2 separate regions of the Homo sapiens genome follow, and region 1 is linked to region 2. The links are chromatin loops, found by intact Hi-C in ENCODE. Cell type or tissue: sigmoid colon. All regions are shown on one strand.

Region 1 (4,000 bases), 62 kb before region 2:
GTGTTATATGCCCTCAATGTATTCACTGACTGTTCTGTAATTTCAGTTTGTCTGTTCCTTGTCAGAATGTTTCAAGTAAAATAAAAAATTAAATGTATATAGTCAGAAATTCTTTATGAAAAGATAAACTGTCTAGTATTAGATACTGAATTTTAGAGAGGCTAGATTTCCACTAGAGTAATTTCAATTGTCCCTTAAAATTTTCCGTGTACATAATGCAGCTAATTTATCTGATAGTTTATTTGTGGCTCCTTTTTCAACTAATTTCCTTTCATAGTCCCTTTTATATCCTGGGCATGAGAGATTTCTTATACTTAGTTTTATTAAGGAGGATTTTGATGAGAAACTTCCTGTGAGTTTTGTGTAGTTGAGTTCTTTTGCACAGTTGATTCTCTGAGTGAGAAAGAATATGAGGAAAAAGTCTAGAATCGTATGAAGTAAAGGATTTCCTAGGAGCAATTGTAAGTTTTGCCTTAGCTGCAAGGATCTCTGGCAGCTTCCCCTAACTAACCAAATGTACTGATTTGGCATTGCATTGCTTTACCGAATTCGACCACATTCATTAAGGGATAGTAGAAAAGAATTAATACTATGATAAAAATATATGTGCCGAACATGATTATTTAAAAAGTAGATTTAAAATAATTAAGATGGATGACACAGAATTCATAAAGAAAAAAACCTCCAGGGAAATGAGAAACTCTTAAACTCAAGTTATTAATGTAATAGCTATGAGCATTCATCTTCTACTGAAGAGATAATCAGCCAGTAATACAGAAACAACGTTCTAAAATACACCCATCTCAGTATTAAACCTGGTCTATATGTCCACGTTTAAATAGCATTTCTTCACATTTCCCTGGCCAAAAACATTTTGTGCTCTTTAGAAGTGGTAGTTCATGCAAGCATTGTTTTCTAGTGGAGAACACTGGCCTCCCTAGTCACTTTGAGACCAAAGCCCTTCTTCTGGTTTTGTACTTTTGAGCTGTCTGAACTTGGGCTAGTCTCTTAGCTTTGCAGTCCTCAATTTCTTCATCTGGAAAATTATAGAATGAGAATGAGTGACCTAAGGGATTCTATAGGAACAGCAGTTGTTCATTACCAGCTAGAGCTCTGTCACACCCAGATTTTCTGCAATTCCTTTTTCCTCAATAAAAAATCTTAAGTCTCGTCACCAAAGCGACCCCACATTCAAACTAACTAGTAGTTATACTAAAGTAAACAGTTATCCTAAACTACTAAGCACACACTAACTTTCTGTGCCCACTGTTGGGCGAACATTTATTTAATCACATGTGGCAGGTCTAGTACCCTCAAAAAGTTTATGGAGAGGAGTGTATTGTGGGTTAGGGGTGGGTTGGGGTACAAAAGACCCAGGTCTATCCAGGCTTTCATCGACAGAAGTGATTTACATGTTTGTAAATTTTATATATCTTAGGAGAAAAAAAAGGAAGCTTAAGAATGAGACCACTTTGTCCCTCATGAATTAACACTTGGTTATATAGATTAAAATAACTGGTTCCTTCTTTATTGTTCCCATCTGCTGGTTGTTCAGGCTTTTATAGTAGTTTATTACTGATCATTATTGAGGGAAGTGTGAGTAGTATATATAGAATCCATTGAGTTACATTTCCTAATGAGGACTCTGGCTGAAAAAGACTTTAAGGTAAGCTGCAAAGGATTACCTACCACAGAAACTGCTGCTGCTGCTGCTGCTGCTGCTGCTGAACAGCAGCAGTCAAGGTGAGTGCAACTGAAATGTCTTCTATTATTTCACTATAGAGAAACTTGCTATACACTTACATAGCAAAAATAAAATGTGACCATGGAAGAAGGAAAGGCCAAGCTTTTCTTGTTTCTGACCTGGAGAACTGAGTAGAAAGAGTACTATTCAGCAAGATCGAGAATAAGGGAGCAGAAGCATGTTTGGGAGACAGTTTTTTACTGTTGATTTTAGATTGTAGGAGATGTTCAGGAGGCAGATACCTGTATGGATCTGGAGCTCACGGAGACTGCTGAGTATCGCCAGCTCATAGATGTAGTTAAAACTGGATTTGACTGAAAGGAAGTGTTCCTAATGTGAATGGAGGAGAGTTGAAGACAGAATTCAGAGAAATGTCAGTAGGTAAGGGAGAGGTTGAGAAAGTGAAGTCTGAGAAGGAGGTGTGGGAGCATACTTACTAGGAAAGAGAGATACCACCCAAGCCAAAGAAGGGGTTTCAGAGAGGAAGGAGTGGTAGTAGCTGCAGAGAGAGCCTCTAGGAGGCAGCCTAGTAGAGGGCCAGGGGCAGAACCCACATTGCCAGGAAAGAATGAGCTCCGGGAAATCTGCTCTGCAGAGGAATAGAATCAGAACTGTGAAAATTAAATATCAGATATAGATATTTAATTTTTAAAATATTTAATTTTTTAAGCATATTTCTCAATTTAGGAAGGGAGATGTGTACTCCAGAGACTTTGGTTTTCTGGGGAAAAGATGATAAATTTTGTTCATAATTAATATATACATAAGAATAGAGTGTTATTGATGTGAGCTTATGAACCAAAAGAAAAATCTGCAATGCTTTAAACATTAGTGAGGCGGAGAAAAAAAACATCTGTGAGAACAGCCATTATTATCCTCAAATTAAATGAGCAGGTTTGGAAACAAACATGGGCTCCAAAGTCCAGTAGAACTGAGTTAAAATCCCAGCCCTCCACTGATGAGCTGTGTGGACACCTAGAAAAGTTGTGGTGGTGGTGGTGGTGGTGGTTGTTATTTGACCTTTCTGAGTCTTATTTCCCTCATTTGATAAAGGAAGGGACTTTTGACGATTAAATTACCTAACACATGAAACATGTTATAGGCACTCAGCAAATGGTAACCTGTATCACTCTAATTATACTCTGTGATCACACCAAGGTAGGTGCAAAGCTACACTCATGAATCTCCAGGTCACTGACTGATGTGCGTGAGTTTAGTCATGTGAACCTGACTTTTGTTTAAATGTAACATAATAGCAAAATATAAATTGGCTTATAGAAATAGATCTGTGGGAATAAAGTAGATTGCAATAATGATCATGCTTAAGTATAAGGTGGAGTGAAACTATTACACACCATACATTAGTCAATAAATGCCCCTAAATATTTAAAGTGTGTTGAAACGCTGATCACACTCATGTGGTTAGCCGAAAATTTAGGTGTGTTTTCTGTCACTGAACATTTCCCTCTGTGTCCTAACCTTGTTATCAAAATAAATAAAAATAATTAGCACATAAGGTATAGTCGTGGATCATGCATTTGTTTATGGACAACAAGAAAATCTTCTAAGGAAAAAGAGTAGAGATAGTAAAGAATAAATCTGAAAATGAGAATAAAAATGCTCGCCAGCAAGATATTCTATACTCTGAACATTTATTTCTGTAGGCCTGCCTATCAAACTGGAATGTATTCAGTGGTGAGAATACAGGATTAGGAATGACATAAGGGAGTGGTGCCTAGAAAGAAGGAAGAGTTTAAGAGATTATAAAGTAGTATGATCAGCCAAGAATTTGGAGATCACAACTGGCAGCCCATGGGTGCAGTCTGGCCTGCAGACTTATTTTGTTTGGTGCAGTTTTTTTTTATTTAAATCATATTGGTTGCCAACATTGAAATGTCAGGAGATTTTACATTTAAAAAGTTTCTCAGCCAGGCATGGTGACTCACACCTGTAATCGCAGAACTTTGGGAGGCTGAGGCTGGAGGATTGCTTGAGGCCAGGAGTTCAAGACCAGCCTGGGCAAGATGATAAAAACCTGTCTCTACAAAAAAATTAAAAGATTAGTTAGGCATGGTGGTGTGCGCCCTGTAGTCCCAGCTACTCAGGAGGCTGAAGTGGGAAGATCGCTTGAGCCCTGAAGGTCAAGGCTGTAGTAAGCTGTGATTGTGCCACTGCACTCCAGCTTGAGTGACAGAGTGAGGCCCTGTCTCAAATAATAATAATGTTTCTTGGACTTTTGGAAAGCCTGGGTCTGGG
Region 2 (4,000 bases):
GGAAAGTCTGGTCTGATGGAGGCCACAGAATAGACTGACCTCCCCCATTTCCTTGCGACTAGGGGGTTATTTAAGGGTTGTTGGTTCCCTGAAGAGGTAGCAGCAGTGGAGAAACCCACAGGAGATGGAGCGAAGTCCCCCCAAGTGCTAGAGAGGGTAAGATGGACGTTCAAGTCTGGGGCTTTTGTGAGAATTGGGAAATGGCACTCCTTCTGGATAAACAAATTCAGAACTTCTAGGTGAGTGCCCCCAGGGCTCTTAGCCTAGCTATCAGACCAGACTACTGTGGCAGAGAGAAAGATGCCCTTCTAGTGGATGTGGCCCCTGCCAAGACGCAAAGCTCCCTGAACCCAAAGGCATTTGGATTTTGGCTCCCACTTGCCCCTTCCTCTGGATGCCTTTGTACAGTGCCCAAACTGCACAACCTAATGCAGCAACTCCAACTAAAATTTGCCTTAGCTAAGATCTTTCTGAGACAGCAAAGGGGCAACGTATTGCCTTACTGATTTAACAAGAACTAAACAACCAAAACAACAAACAAACAAACAAAACTATGAGAGGCTTACTCAAATGCCTCAAAGAAACCAGATCCGTCCTGCGGGCAGCCTAGAAACCCTGTCCTGATGCCAGGATCCAGCGATGCCAAGCCACAGGGAAGAGGCTCCAGTCTGGTCGTGGTATCTTTGGGGTGGTTGAGAACAACCCAGGAAATGAGGAAATCTGGCTGCAGGAACCTACAGCTGGATCCCCATGGCTGTGGGTGAGACAGAGAACTTTCTGTGCCTTGTGCTCTCCCATCAGCTGATCCTGGAAGGAGAACCTCAAGCCCCATCCTAAACCGCAGCAGAGCAGGCACGCACCCGGTCCAGTCCTTGATTTATTCCTTTGCAAAAGAGAAACAAACTAACAAAAAATCTGTAGTATGGACTTTGACGTCGGCAGAACTACACACCTAAGTTCCAGTCCCTGCTCTGCCAGTAACGGGGGTGAATCTGGGCAAGTTTCTAAGCGTCGGTGTCTTATTGGAGAAAGTGGACATGGTAATAGCGAACTTGGGGCATGGTCGTGAGGATCAAAACAGAGAACATGGCCATAGTATCCGGCCGCAGTGGGCCACTCTGAATCCCCTCGGTTGCCCCTTCTGTTTCCGTGTGACTCACGCAGCTTTCTGCACAGATGGTATCCTTCTAGACGTCTGGGATGTTCGAGGCGGTTGTATTGAATACCGTGTGTGTATTCCGGGTGAGGGGGCGCGCAAATTGGGGCAAAGAAAGCTACTTCAGGATATTTCGCTCTGCTGGGGCTTGTCTCCAGCGCTCTCTGGCCAGAAAAAGCGCTGGCACAAAAGGAGGAGGTGGGTGGGTCAGAGCCCCGAACCGCGCAGTGTTCCAGGGGGGGCGGAGAAAGGAGGGCAGGCCCCAGGCAGGAAGGAGGGAGGGAAAGAGGCGAGAGGAGGAGTTTTCCAGCCCGGCCTTCGCCCGCCCGCTAGCACGCAGTCCCTTGGTCTCTTCGGTCTCCTGCCGCCCCCGGGAAGCGCGCTGCGCTGCCGAGGCGAGCTAAGCGCCCGCTCGCCATGGGGAGCCCCGCACATCGGCCCGCGCTGCTGCTGCTGCTGCCGCCTCTGCTGCTGCTGCTGCTGCTGCGCGTCCCGCCCAGCCGCAGCTTCCCAGGTAGGATCGGAGGCGTGGCTGCCTCCTCAGCTGGGCACCAAAGACCCCCGGAGTCGCCGTTGGGACCCTTCGCTCGGGATAGAGGGAGGTGCCGGGGGCGCCCTTTGTTTGCGCAGAACTCCTCTTTCGCAGCCCGAGGGTGGGGATGATGCGGATCGGGGCTGGTGTCTGGGCACGCGCCGGGAAGAACTGACCATCCCATCTCCAGGCGCGGGGCGCCCTCGCGGCGACGGGAGCCCTAGCACCTTCTGCGTCCGGGCTTCCAGAGTTCCAATCAAACCCTTTTCGGTGTAGGAGGCTCCACAGAGAAAGTTTGGCCGCAGACTAGTTTGCTACTTTCTCACCCCCAGAATTTTGCCTCTCACATGGTTGCCCACTGGAGGCTGGCAGCTTGTCCTGGAAGGAGCCTCTATGCCCTCCCACTACACGTCCCAGGCTACCCCCTTGGGGCCGCAGGACACGAGCCACGGTAAAGCGACTTTTGTGGAAGGCACGGGCGGGGCCTCCCCTGAATCTCTTAACCCCCCCTGCTGGGGATTCCGAGAAAGTCTGCGCCTCTGAGGAAGAATTGCCAGCTGAGAGTGGTGACATGTGGCATGCACTTGATTAGCCCCAGGGAAAGAGGGCTACTCGCGCAAGGATCTGCTGGGCAGAGGGTGCGGCTTATTCCTGGAGGGCGTGGTCTCCGGCATCTAAGGGGGCCCTGGTGTTTCTTGGGGGCTCTCATGGTGTGAGCAAAATTCTCTTTGGAGATGCACTTTAAAAAGCTCCAGCTAACTTCCTCACCCTGGAGTCTTAGGTTAGCGAAGAGCTTCAGGGGAGTAGGGCAATGTGCCATGCACTCCTGTTGCCTCGGAATGGAGAGGAAATCCATGGATGCGTTTTAATTTAGTGTTAATGGGAAAGTGGGTGACGTCGGCTATAGGGCGTGCAAATATTTGGCTCTGCGTTCAACACCGTGGGCAGCTTAAATCTAGGGTATGAGAAATGAACCTACTGAGTTCTGGTAGAAGGATAGAGGATGCCCATCTTTCTAGCAGTGTGCTTGGGAGATGTAGGGATGGCTGCGGGAAATTCTCTGCACGCACCTAAATAAATGAATGAATAGAACAAATTTGTAAATTAATAAACAGGAACATTTGTGTTTTGAGCTGACTCTTAAGTTTTAAGCTGCTTTGTAGGAACTGATTCAGGGTAAAGTGGAAAGGAAATTTTATCCTTACTGCCAGGCAACTGTTATTCCCATGGTGTGTTAATACCTCCTCTCCCACCCCCTTTAGCAGGAATCAGGTTAAAATGAACCTGTAGGGGAAGAGGAAGTCATTAAGCGTCCCAGAAGCAGCTTTCTGGGAGCGGGCAAATAAGGTGAGAAGCTAGAGGTAGCTTTTCCGCACTGAGTTGGGAGGTGCCTGTGAGCTGCCTGGGAACCTCAACTTTTAGTTGAGCCTTTCTCAAGCTGGGGACCCCTTCTCCTTTTCCATCCGACCTCCCTCCGTTCTCCTCCCCTGCCCTCCCCTCTCCTTTCTCTCATCTTCCACCTTTATATAGTACAGCTTGCTACCAGGGCCCAGCCACAGAATCATGAGTTCGCCAGTTTGGGCATTCACTACCACCTGTCTTTTGGGACCTATCCCTGGCTTTCCTGGCTCCCTCTGCCAGCCTGCAAGCTGCTCCCAACTTTTAGCCACCATGTTCCTGCTTGCCACCACCTCCACTGACTCCTAACCTGCCCTCCGGCTCTGCTCAGACCACAAATGAGCTGAAGCTGATTGGAGCTGCTTGATAAACACTCCTCTTGAGCCTCCTTTTGGCATGGCTCAATGGGGTCTCTTGGGAAGTGTGCTCCGCTGAGGTTGTGAGATCCAGAGGAGGGGATTTCAGTCCAAGCCAGAGGCTTTGGAAGGCTGGGGAGGGGAAAATCTCTAGGCCCTTGGGTCTGAAAGCAAATCACATAGGCTGAGTTCACTCTAAGTGCTGGGTGACAAATTTTAAAGATCATTTCAGAGACACTCTCTTAGCAAGTGGACATCATATCTTCAGTAAGAGAGAAAGTGAAGGACTTGAATCTGGAACTTCTGAAAGAAGATGGAGATCTAGGGCTCCATCAGCAAGTCGATTATGTAACTATCTGCACGTGAATAGCACATCTGTCAGAGTGAGAGTAAATCATTCTCATTCCCACTCCTAGAAGGTCTCTGGAGTTCTTCCATCTTAGAATTTAATGCAGCTTTTCTGGCTCTCTGATCTATTTTTTGCAGCCTAGCAAAGATGCAGTGTCTATAAAAACCTACATGAAGTGTATGGAAAATTTGTAGAAAAGTTGTTTGTGT

Evidence for each region. Peaks named below come from ENCODE experiments on the same cell type or tissue, not always from the same donor. Only the 100,000 strongest peaks of a DNase experiment are listed, where the experiment ranks them.
Region 1: a loop joins it to region 2, with 1.9 times the contacts of the local background. A loop is called at or near these places in 3 of 110 quality-filtered maps.

Annotation. Positions count from the first base shown.
Region 1 is chrX:38,280,505-38,284,504 of GRCh38, reverse strand. RPGR (retinitis pigmentosa GTPase regulator) reads left to right here. Exons shown (of 15, transcript NM_001034853.2): 15 at 1-97. Among named protein-coding and RNA genes, the nearest start is that of RPGR, 45 kb to the left of the region's middle. In sigmoid colon, CTCF peaks have their summits at 2,072 and 2,276 (motif pointing right); no DNase peak of the experiment used is centred here.
Region 2 is chrX:38,218,366-38,222,365 of GRCh38, reverse strand. It overlaps SRPX (sushi repeat containing protein X-linked), which reads left to right and starts at 1,495. Exons shown (of 10, transcript NM_006307.5): 1 at 1,495-1,670. The coding sequence starts at 1,574. LOC124905176 (a long non-coding RNA gene) reads right to left here and starts at 1,458. Exons shown (of 2, transcript XR_007068212.1): 1 at 567-1,458. In sigmoid colon, a CTCF peak has its summit at 2,205 (motif pointing left); DNase peaks (open chromatin) are centred at 1,425, 1,835 and 2,175; H3K4me3 peaks cover 2,773 bases.